Linked DNA regions of Homo sapiens: region 1 is linked to region 2. A link is a contact called in ENCODE Hi-C data. All regions are on one chromosome and are shown on one strand. Each heading gives the region's core, a stretch centred on a gene start or an enhancer-like site at or near the end of the contact. The rest is flanking DNA. Distances are from core to core; before and after follow the strand shown.

Evidence for each region. A loop is a pair of places that touch in the nucleus more often than their neighbours do.
Region 1: a loop to region 2 is called in a map of endothelial cell of hepatic sinusoid, with 5 times the contacts of the local background. The contact joins two enhancer-like sites. A Hi-C loop is called at or near these places in 4 of 168 maps with a recorded cell type or tissue (IMR-90, endothelial cell of hepatic sinusoid, heart left ventricle and 1 more) and 1 of 37 single-sample maps with no recorded cell type.

What each region holds. Positions count from the first base shown.
Region 1 is chr15:62,996,770-63,003,113 of GRCh38, forward strand. No RefSeq gene overlaps it. Among named protein-coding and RNA genes, the nearest start is that of TPM1, 43 kb to the right of the region's middle. Within about 2 kb of position 4,167, at least 4 of the 41 ENCODE cell types and tissues checked have a DNase peak (open chromatin) inside an H3K27ac peak, as active enhancers do; they include heart right ventricle, where a contact is called at or near this core.
Region 2 is chr15:62,917,038-62,922,539 of GRCh38, forward strand. No RefSeq gene overlaps it. Among named protein-coding and RNA genes, the nearest start is that of MIR190A, 96 kb to the left of the region's middle. Within about 2 kb of position 3,956, at least 6 of the 41 ENCODE cell types and tissues checked have a DNase peak (open chromatin) inside an H3K27ac peak, as active enhancers do; they include heart right ventricle, where a contact is called at or near this core.

The sequences.
Region 1 (6,344 bases), core at 2,917-5,416, 80 kb after region 2:
GATAAAATCCTGAGGGGCCCAGTAAACCACAGGCCCATTCTCCCAGAAATTCTGACCCATTTGTTGAACCATGGGTTCATTTCTTAAACCACATCTCCTGAGCATTTTCCTGGGACTGGGAACACAAAATTGAGTGTGAGAGTCTTTGACAGAAAGCTTCTCTCCATGGAGAAGCTTGGTGTCCAGCAGGAAGGTCGTGGGAAAAGATATTAGCAATGCAACATGGAAAACGTGAACTAGTGGCATGCAGAAAGGGCCAAGGGAGGCCGGGCACAGTGGCTCACACCTATAATCCTAGCACTTTGGGAGGCCGAGGTGGGTGGATCATTTGAGCCCAGGAGTTTGAGCCCAGACTGGGCAACATAGCAAGACCTCATCTTTACAAAAAATTTAAAAATTAGCCTGGTGTGCTGGCAAGTGCCTATGGTCCCAGCTACACAGGAGGCTGAGGTGGGAGGGTTGCTTTAGCTCGGGAGGTCAAGACTACAGTGAACTGTGATTGCACCACTGCACTCCAGACTGGACGACAGAGCAAGGTTGTATCTCCAAAAAAAAAGGCCAAGGGAGCCCCAAGGAAGGAGGACCTCTTCTGGGGAGGGAGAGGATTATAGTCTTACAAAGCTTCTCTAAGGTGTTATGCCAGGTCTTGAAGGATAAAAAGGAGCAATCAGACTGCTACAGAAAGCAAAGGCACCCTAATAAAAAATCAGTCAAAGACACCAAGGTGTAAAAGGGCACAAGTGTGGCTGGAATGCAAAGGGCTGGGCATGGGGCTGGAAAGGTGGGTGGGTCTGGCACCTGAATATCCCTGAGTTCCAGCCCAGGAGTCTGGGCTTTCCCCTGCAGCTGATGGAAACCACTGAAGAATTTGGTGAACACAGCTTCTATTAACAAGAGAAGAGCAAAAGAGGGCAGGAGTTGTGGGAAATAGACCAGGACAAATGGAGCGTGAGTTACCAGCGGGGCCTCCACATACAGAGGTCCAGGAGGTGGATATAAATAAAAGCCTGAGGCCAGAGAGAGGTCCAAGCTAGAGGCGAAGATTATGGAATCTTATCATGAAGGTGAGAGTTGACGCTGGGGCAGAAAAGGGACCACCCCCACCCCCAGGAGGGCACACAGAGATGAGAAGGCCATAGAATGGCATCTGCCACCAACAAGGTCATTCCCTTCCATGGAAAATCCAGCCCCTTGCTAGTCCAGGAGGACTAGCAAGGAGGCATTACCCCCTGTAATTTAGCCTTCTGCAAGGACCTGCTTTACCCACTATCAAATTCTGGCCCAGTTCTGCCTGAGACCAAATTACACCCAGTGTCATCTACTGGACAAGTCTCTACGGTGAAGGAAGTATGGCATCATGGTTGCTTTGTAACTTCCCAAACGTGTCTTCAGAGCTCTGAAACAATGAGCAGGGACCTATTTCCGGCCCTAAATCTCTATAAAGGAAAGGGCCATTACCTCTAGAGCATGCTGGGCAGGTGGGGGCAGGGTGCTAGCAAATGTCCCCTTCCCCTCACCCAAGATTTCTACACCTACCTGCAATCATGCTTTAAACTCCCCTCAACAAAGTCACATTTTTACAACCATACAGAAGTTCAAAGGGCTGTTACCCTGGGCTGGTTAAGTCAACAGGTATTTACTGGTGCTGCAACTCCACACTCTTTAAATATCTCTCTGGCTTTCCACCTGTCACCTCTATTTTGATGACTGCCACATCTGCCTGATGAGCAAGCCTCTTAGCTGTTTCAGGTATTTCCAATTGCCAGCAGGACATTTACGATGGAGAGATATAGTAGATCTTTATTGTAACAGCGAAAGTTCTGGTGTCTGAGTGTCTGCGTTTGGAATCCTGTTCCACCTCTTACTAGCTATGACCTTAACTATTCTTCGCCTCATGTTCTTTATCTGTAAACTGATAATATGAAAGTGCAACCTCATGGGGCTGTGATGAAAGAAAAATACTCATGCCTAAATCTCTACAGCAGTGCCTGGCACACAGTAAGCATGCGATGAAAACGAGCTGTAATTATTACCTCCAGTCAGAAGTTCTACTCCCACCTCAGACTCTTATGTCCAAAACAGAGAGTTGGGCCATTAATTCTGGTCCTGTTCCTCTACTAAGAAGCTCTGGGTGGCACTTACTTAACAGACCAGAAAATGAGGCCCACGGTGACAACATGACGTGCTCAAAGTCACAGAGCAAGCTAAGGAGAAAGCTGGGGTCAGGATTCCTCATCCAGGGCCCTTCTGTCACTTCCTATTGTTACTGGGAAGTGTGGAGTCTTCGGTTTTTAGTCCTTCTGGAGGAAAGAATTTGGCTAAGAGACCAATTAGTAAAGTAAGCAAAAGGAAATAAGAGTAAACTCCAAGAGAGGACTGGGCTCTTCCGGCTGGGAGCAGCCCTGATACTTTTGTATTGCAGTTTTTATTATGCCAGACTGTTTCTTTAAGCTCCTGCCTCCATCTTAACACTCCACCTTTTTCTTTGTTTAGTTTTCTGCTTTTGTTTTAAGTCTCCACTTTTGCTCCCTCCTAGTTTTCACCTAGGTTTGTGGAATTTCCCTCACTGTCATTGATACACTTGTGCAGGGCCAGGTAATCAATACGAACCTTACCTAATGGTGGCCTTGCTCATGTACCGCCACCACAGAAGGGTCACAGGGGGGTTACAACTGTACTTACTGTGCCTGTGGATTTCTTAGGAATATTTTCTTTGCCCTTTTTACCTTTCTATTAATACATAGCTAGCTACATTTTGACAGGTTAACTACAAAATTACAAGACGTCTTAAGGAGCGTTTGGGGGCACTTTTTCTGCATTGGCATTTTCCCTCCTCTCTGTTTATATTTAACATACATGTTTTAAGTAGTCTCTGGAACATAACATTTTCCAAAACTTCCTCCCCAGGGGCTCTCTTTTTTGTTTATGTCTAACTATTCATCTACTCTAACAGTATGTGCCCCCTCGCACCAGCCCAGCCACCCAACAGGAGGCTGCCGGCACCTGCAGAGAGTCCCTGAAGAACAAGTTAGACTTGGTACCAAAATCACCCCAGCCACTTATTGGAAATGTAGATTCCTGGCATCCTCCTATTAGATTCTGACTCAGTAAGTCTAGGGTGGGGCCCCAGATCCACATTTTAACAGGCACAACCAACCCTGTACCCCCACCAACTGGCTTGGATTCAGATGGTACCCACTTTGAAAAGTGCCTCTCAAGGGCGAGTTGACGCATGTGCCTCCACTAGAGATGAAATCCTGAACAGGGCCCAGTGAGGCCCTCTGGCCAGCCCGGGCTGCACGCCTCGCAGACACGCTTGCGGGTGCAGTTACTGGGCATGGCTGCAGTCCCTGAATGGAATTTCAGAAATTTGGTCACATTCTTTCATACTCTCATCCTAGAAAGGAACACCGCCCTTTCAGACAAAGATGCACCTGTACCCCTGCAAAATCAGCAGGACATCCAACCCCAGGATTACCATTCCACTGGACATTGTTTACTGCAATGGGAATTCATCGGGAGCTTGTGGGATTGTGGGTAATCTTATTCATAGCACCTGCCTCCTCTGTGGGTGACCTCATCAAAGGCTCCCGAAGCTTGTTCCCTCTCCCATCCATCCTGCGACTGACACTGAATATTAATACAGCTTCAGAAGCTTCTGTCCTTGCTCTCCTATAGCCAGTGACCATGTGGCCCTATGTTCCTCCCCCTCTCTAATCTGGGCCGTCAGACCCTTTCCAGAGGGAGACAATCAAAGCAGATTGGAAGCTGTTTGAAGAAAGAACAAATAGCTGAAAATCAATTTGCAGAGATAGTAGCAAGAATTACAGTTCTTTTTGTCTGCTTATTAACGGGCTCCAGCTAAGTATCAAATGGGAGAAGAGAATGCATTCCCAACACAGTAAGTGGCTGATTTGGAGATGTTATTAAAAAGAGTTGACAGAATTCATTCAGATTATGACCAATTTAATTTTGGAGGGCTTTAAGGGTTCTGTTTACTTCTCAGCTCATGGCTCTCTTGTGCCCAGAACTTGTACCCCAGGCCTGTGTTCATTCATTTCCATTTCTGAATTATCACAAGGACACGGAGATAACAAGGTCTGGTGACCAGAATATGGCTGTGGGAACTAAGAAATACTGTGATAACTGTCCTACAGCAATCTGGGGTTGGCCTTTGCATCAGCAGTGTGGCTGGCAGCAGGAAACGCATACTGTGAAATCACAGAGAACAAGTTTCATCCCCAGATCTGCTGGTCACTGGCTGTAGGGCCTTGGACAGGTCACTTAAACTATCTGAATCTCGAAGTTCTTATCTGTAAAATGGGCATTCTAACATTGAATTTACAGGGTTATTGTGCTGATCAAAGGGCATAGTTAGCAAATGTCCTTTATTCCAAATGTTGACCAAGATATACAATAAATAGCTGTTATTATTTCTTTTCTCTATTTTCTTCTTGGTAGCACAGAGATAGGAAGTGATTGAGAACTCAATCACTTCTCAACAACAGAAAAGGAATCACTTTCAATATAGTAGAAGGGGAAATGAAATAAAACCTATTCGACTAATCCAGTAGAAGTCAATAAAGCAGGAAAATAAAAAGAGAAGGAAATATAAAACATGTATTTAGAAAACAAAAAGTGGTAGAAGTCGGTCAAATATCAATAATCACAAGAATTATAACAGATTAAACTCATCTGTTAAAGGATAAATTTTCAGATTAGATTTAATTTTTTCATTCATTCATTCAACAAATAATTATTAAGCACCTACTATGCATACTAGGCAGTGGTCTAGGCACTGCAATCCAGCTAAAAGCTATTCTAAAAGACACATTTAAAACCAAAAACAGGAAAGGATCAAAACCAAAAGATTAAGAAAAAATATTCCAGGTAATACTAACTAAAAGAAGTTGATCTTGACAATATTAATTTGAAACAAAATAAGCCTTAAGACAAAAACTTGGCAATAAAAAGGTCTTGATAAAGAACAATTCACCAAAAAAAAAAATATAGTTAACCTGAACCTGTGTAACCTTACAACACAACTTCGAAATATATAAAGCAAAAACCGACAAAAAGATATTATTGACAATGAATAATCAAAGTGGTAGATTTTAATCACTTCTCTCAGAAAGCATTGAATCAGACCAAAAAATTGTGAAGGATACAGCAGAGTCGAACCACAGTTATTTATGAAAACTTGCACCTCAAAAATAAAGAATAAACAGCTATTCAAGTACATACTTACAAGAACTAACCATGTACCCTAGGCCACAAAGAAAATACCAAAAGGCATCAAAGAATTGATATTATACAGATCATATTCACAAACCTCAGTGCAATAAAATTATAACGTCAGTAACCAAAACATTTCCACACAACCCATGTGTTAAGAAAATTTCTGAATGCCCCTCTAAATAATTAATGGGTAAAAGGAAGAATAATCATGGAAATTATAAACTATAACTTAATAACAATAGAATATTATATAGCAAAATAGTAAAGAGTAACATAAATATGGTTACTGTCCCACAGACAACTCCACAGCACAGGGACATCCCAAGACTAAGATACCAGATGGGAACCCTTAAAACTAGGGCAAGTGAACAGAAGAGTTTTAGAAGGGCTGAACAAGACTATCTCTCAAATAGCATTTTTTTTTTTTTTGAAACGGAGTTTTTCTCTTGTTGCCCAGGCTGGAGAGCAATGGCGTGGGCTTGGCTCACCGCAACCTCCACCTCCTGGGTTCAAGCTATATCCTAGTCATCTTCATCTGTGTAGAACCACATACGGTAGGCATTCAGCAAGTCTTTGTGGAGACACCTTTGGGGTCTGCACCCCAATGCTACTTCTTTAACTGGCTGGAGCATTTCAAACCGTGGTCTGCCTGCTATGGCTAGAGGGAAGATACTTACCCTGGTTTTTAGGGGTGTTCCAAAAAAGCTCCCACCATTGCTGGGCCAGAGAGAGCCAGAAAGCCACATTCCTGCCACATCATGCCCCCATCCAAAACACCGCCACAGTGCAATGACACCCCACTGGGGACCACTTTAAATCAGAGCCCAAGATTTATTTATTTATTTATTTATTTATTTATTTATTTATTTATTTATTTTTGAGACAGAGTCTCACTCTGTCACCCAGGCTGGAGTGCAATGGTACGATCTCGGCTCACTGCAACCTCTGCCTACCGCATTCAAGCACTTCTCCTGCCTCGGCCTCCCAAGTAGTTGGAACTACGGGCCCCCACCACCATGCCTGGCTAATTTTTGGATTTTTTAGTACAGACGGGGTTTCACCATGTTGGCCAGGCTGGTCTTGAACTCCTGACCTCAGGCGATCCA
Region 2 (5,502 bases), core at 2,706-5,205:
TTAGCTGGGCATGATGGTGCATGCCTGTAATCCCAGCTACTTGGGAGGCTGAGGTGGGAGAATCTCTTGAACCCAGGGGGTGGAGGTTGCAGTGAGCCAAGATCACACCACTGCACTCCAGCCTGAACAACAGAGCAAGAATCCATCAAAACAAACCAATCAACAAACAAAAAAGTACATTTATATATTATACATTTATACAATATACAAAAATCAATTGTATTTCTATACATTAACAAGAAACAATCTGAAAAATGAAACTAAGAATATAACTAAAAAATTTAAAATTTATACACTGAAAATTACCAAACACCATTGAAAGAAATTAAAAAAGACTTAAATAAATAAAAAGATGTCCCATGTTCATGGATTGAAAGACTTAATATGGTTAAGATGGCATTACTCTCCAAATTGATGTACAGAGTCAATGCAATCCCTACCAAAATCTCAGCTGTCTTTTTTGTAGATGTTGCCAAGCTGATCCTAAAATTCATATGTAAAATCAAGGAATCCAAAAGTCAAAACAATCCTGAAAAAAAAAAAACTGGAGGACTCACACGCCCCAATTTCAAAACTTACTAGACAGCTATAGTAATCAAAATTATGTGATACTAGGATAAGAATAGAAATATAGATCAATGGAATGGAATTGAGAGCTGAGAAAGAAATAGACACATTTATGGTCAACTGATTTTTTATTAGAGAAAAAACAAACTTTTTAACAAATGGTGCTTGGTCTGGCAACTGGATATCTACATACAAAAGAGTTAAGTCAGAATCTCTATCTCACACCATATGCAGAAATTAACACAAACTGGATCAGAGACTTAAATGTAAGAGCTAAAACCACACACTCTTAAAAGAAAACATGGGAATAAATCTTCATTACCTTAGATTAAGCAACACCTTCTTAGATATGACACCAAAAGTGCAAACAACAAAAGGAAAAAACAGATTGGACTCCATAAAAATTTAAAACTTTTGTTCTTCAAAGGACATCATCAAGAACGTAAAACAACCCACAGAAGCGGAAAAAATATTTCAAATCATATATCTGATGTTTATATTCAAAATTATAAACAACTCTTACAACTCAATAAAAGGACAAATAACCCAATTAAAAATGATCAAAGGATTTAAATTAACATTTCCTCAACGAAAAGCTACAAATTGCCGATAAATACATGAAAAGATGCTCAACATCATTAGCCATCAGGGAAATGCAAATCAAAACCACAATAACATAGCACTTTACCCATTAGGATGGTAATAATTAAAAAGACAGCTATTAATATTAATAATATTAATTAATATTAATAATAAGACAGGTAATGATTAATGTTGCAGAGAAATTAGAACCGTCTTACCTGTCTGATGGGAATGTAAATGGTGCAGCTACTTTGGAATGTCTGTCAGCTTCTCAAAAGTTTAAATGTAGAGTTACTATATGACCCAGCAATTCCACTCTTAAGTGTATACCCAAGAGAATTTGAAACAAATGTCCACACGAAAATTTGTACACAAATGTTCATAGCAGCATTACTCATAATAACTAAAAGGGAGAAATAATCCAGATGACCATCAACCAGTGAATGAACAAAATACAGTATATGTAATATACAAAATGTAGTATACATGGACTATGATTCAAGAATAAAAGGGAATGAAGTGCTGATATATGCTACAATATGGATGAAACCTGAAAACATTATGCTAAGTGAAAAAAAAAAAAAAAAACAGCCACAAAAGACTACTTTTTTTTTTTTTCTGAGACGGAGTCTGTCACCCAGGCTGGAGTGTAGTGGCATGATCTCAGCTCACTGCAACCTCCACCTCCTGGGTTCAAGCAATTCTCCTGCCTCAGCCTCCCGAGTAGGTGGGACTACAGGTGCCTGAAACCACACCTGGCTAATTTTCGTATTTTCAGTAGAGATAGGTTTCACCATGTTGGCCAGGCTGGTCTCGAACCCCTGACCTCAAGTGGTCAGTCCGCCTTGACCTCCAAAAGTGCTGGGATTACAGGCGTGAGCCACCGCACCTGGCCCAAAAGACTACATATTATATGAAACGTCCAGAATAGGCCACATCTATAGCGACAGAAAGTAGACTAGCAGTTGCCTAGGGCTGGGAGTCGGGTGGGAGAAAATGGGAAGTGGCTAGTAATAGGTTTGGGGTTTCTTTTGGGGGTGATGAAAATATCCTAAAATTAAATAGCAGTGATGGCTGCTTACACCATTAAATATACTAAAACCTACTGAAATGTATCACTTGAAAGGCTAGTTTTGTGGTATGAGAATTACATCTCAGTGAAGCTCTTCTTCAAAAAATTATTTCAAATTGTCAAAATAGCTTGTGTAAATATGTATCTGTATAAACACTGGATACTGGGAAAAGAATTTGTATTGAATATTTCTATCACTAGATGGATGGTAGGAGAATAAATACGCAAGTGTGACTAGCTCCCATCAGCCACAGATAGGAGGAAGGGAATTAAATGTATTGAGCATCTACCATGTGCCAAGCACCAGGGCAGATGCTTTCATTTAATCTTCACAGAATAACACTATTAGGTGGTACCTAGATCTATTTCACACATGAGGAAACTGAGGTGAAGGGAGTTGCTCAAGCTCTTACAGCTAGTAAAAGGCAGACCCGGGATTTAAACCGAAGACTGTCTGACTCCCAAACCTTTTGGCACTAACCATCAGGCAAAGGACATGTAAAATCTGATTAATAGTAGTGGCAAATGGTATTCTGGCTGTATTAGGGACCAGAAGAATTTTCCAAAATTATCATCGACTTTGGGATTGGCATCTGATAAAAAATGGATGAGAAGTCCAGCTGTAGCTATGATTTCTATGGTCCCTGCATGTAGCTAAATTCCCTGCCTCTTCAGGACCTAATGAAGAATTGCATTGAATCTACTAACTCCAAGCTGCTGACGTCTATTTGAGAGTTCGATGTTCTTTCTCCCATGTTAAAGCTATTCCTTAGTGTTTTCACCCTGTTGAGCAACCTGACCAGATAAGGCCCTTTATGCACACACAAGACGTAGACCAAATTCAGGCCGTAGAGTAGCAGTCTGGTGGGACACAGATTCCTCATGACATAGAATTGACCTGGGTTTGAGGACACGAATGACCAAGATGATTAACTGACCCCAAGATTCATGCGGCCCTTCCATGCTGTGGAGTTGTTGCTAGGAAGTCAGGCTGTACATCTGTCTCTTTGTATCTTTGTGGAGGCACATAATGAGTTCTAGCCAGTGGACTGTGAGCAGAAGTTTGGGCAAAAAATTCTGGGGTTCTAGGAACCTAGACTACTGTCTAGTAGCGTTACACAGGCTCTGCGTGGATGCACCTCCTTGTTCCTGGGACTATTTACCTCTTGGACAGCAGTGTGGCCAGAGGAGGGCCAAAGCAAAGCCCTCTAAGGCATTGGGCCCACATTAGGAGCCGACTTGCCCAGGGGTCAGGGGGTACTGGCCATGAAATTTCAGGTGAGGATTAATTTTCTTGCCCATGAAAATAGAGATACCATGACCTATTTTGCAGAGTTGCTTTGAGGATCAAAGGAAATACTTTATATAAAAAACCTGGTACACAGTAGGTGCTCAGTAAATGTTCATTTTCTTTTTTGTCTCTGACCTTCCTAGTACTTCCCTGTTCTTCCCCTCCTTTCCCTTCATGACCCCTCTTCACCCTCATCCCCAGCTGTGTTCTCTTTCCTTCCTCTCTAGAGCCCAGGGGTTTGGCTCGCCTGACTACAGAGGTCCTGAGGTCACTCCTCTCCCATCTTCGGCTGCAGGAAAGCTCCTTTTCCATTTAGAACATATTCTGGGGTTTTTCTGGTTTTAGGGAAGGGGAGATACTGCAGTTTACAGAATGGGTCAGAAACCTCAGATTACTCTCTTGCTTGCTAATGAGAAGGTTGAGAAAGGCTTTTGGGTCCTGGCCAAAACCTCTTGGCTTTTATGGGGCAGAAATTTGATTTCCAGTGAGATGTCAAAACATGCCACTGAGCATAACTTGCAGAGGTTTGTATTTCACTTATTTGGTTATGAAATGAACAAAAAGCACTTCCTTTATGTTACCCTCAGCAGCTCTCAGTCTTTTGGGGACTGAGGGACCCTTGAGAGATGCTGTCAACTTCAGATCTCTTTTCCAAGCCCTCCTTTTCTTCACAAAGCCCCTTCAGGAATGCCTCAGCATCTCGTCTTTGTTTCTTGTGACTTGCCCTGTCTTTATGAATGTTGTTGCTGCCCAGAGAGAGAAGTCCAGGCTTAGTTGCTTGACACTCAAGCCTGTGCCAAAGATCAGGCCTTCCCTTGGCCTGTGTCCTCACCACCCCAGGTCTTACCTTAAGCCTTTGAAGGGGAGGTCTCTTAGAGAAAGTTTTGGTCTTAAAAAAAATTTTCAAATCTTTCTTCTCCTGCTACATCTAGTTATTGAGGAATAAAATATAATCTCCAGCACCCAAATTTATCTGTTCCTTAGTTTCACATTGTTTAGGATCAGAGTGACAGGTTCAGGAATTCTCTTTCTGGGAAGAGTGGCTGAAAAATTAAAACAATGAAGTTGCTTTCCTTATATGAAATATTTTTCATGAGTAGGATTAACGCATGTTTTCTTCCAACTTTTACCCAATTCTATATTCATCTTGTTTTTCTATCTCAAAAAGCACTTGACTTTGAGCCAGATGTGATAGAAGCAATTCACAATCATTTCTTTATTGATTCCATTTTTGGGGGCAAATATTTACTGAGCACCTACTATGTATAAGACATTGTGTTGGGCACTGTGAAGGATGCAAAGATTGATGAGCCATGACCTCTGCTCTCAAGCTTTTAAGTCAATCCTGGTTTAGTTATTCTTTCTATTGAGATGTTTTGTGGCCCTGCCTTAGACTTTGAGTCTAAGTCTGTGGCTTTCTTCTAGAAGCAGAACTATGCTTATGCAATTCTTCGTACATTTGAATAAGAAAGTATTCATGTAACGAGTACTCTGTATCCAGCCCCAAGTACCCAGCACTATAGAGATTCAAGGCAAGTTTAAGTCACGATCCTCTCTTCAGTGATCTAGATAAGAAGAGAAGACAATTATTCAGCAATGTTAAGACAGATGCCTGGATGTAAACAAATACAGAATTTTATAGTCAGGTGAGTTTTAAACTTCGATAGACAAAATTTAAACTTGCCAATTATAGTATCTATGTATCTACTAAAGCTTATCATGTGTATACCCTAAGACTCAGCAATTTCAGTCCTAAATACATACCCAATAGGACTGTGTACATATATTCATCAAAAGACACTTTGAGGAATGTTCATAACAGCACTCTTTGTAACAGCATCAGACTGGAAACTACCCAAGTGCCCTTGGCATTTGATGGAAGGGATAAGTAAATTGTGGTATAATCAAATAATGGGATACTATATAGCAATGAGAATGATCTATCTGAATATGCAATAATATAGATGAACCTCACAAAAATAATGCTTAG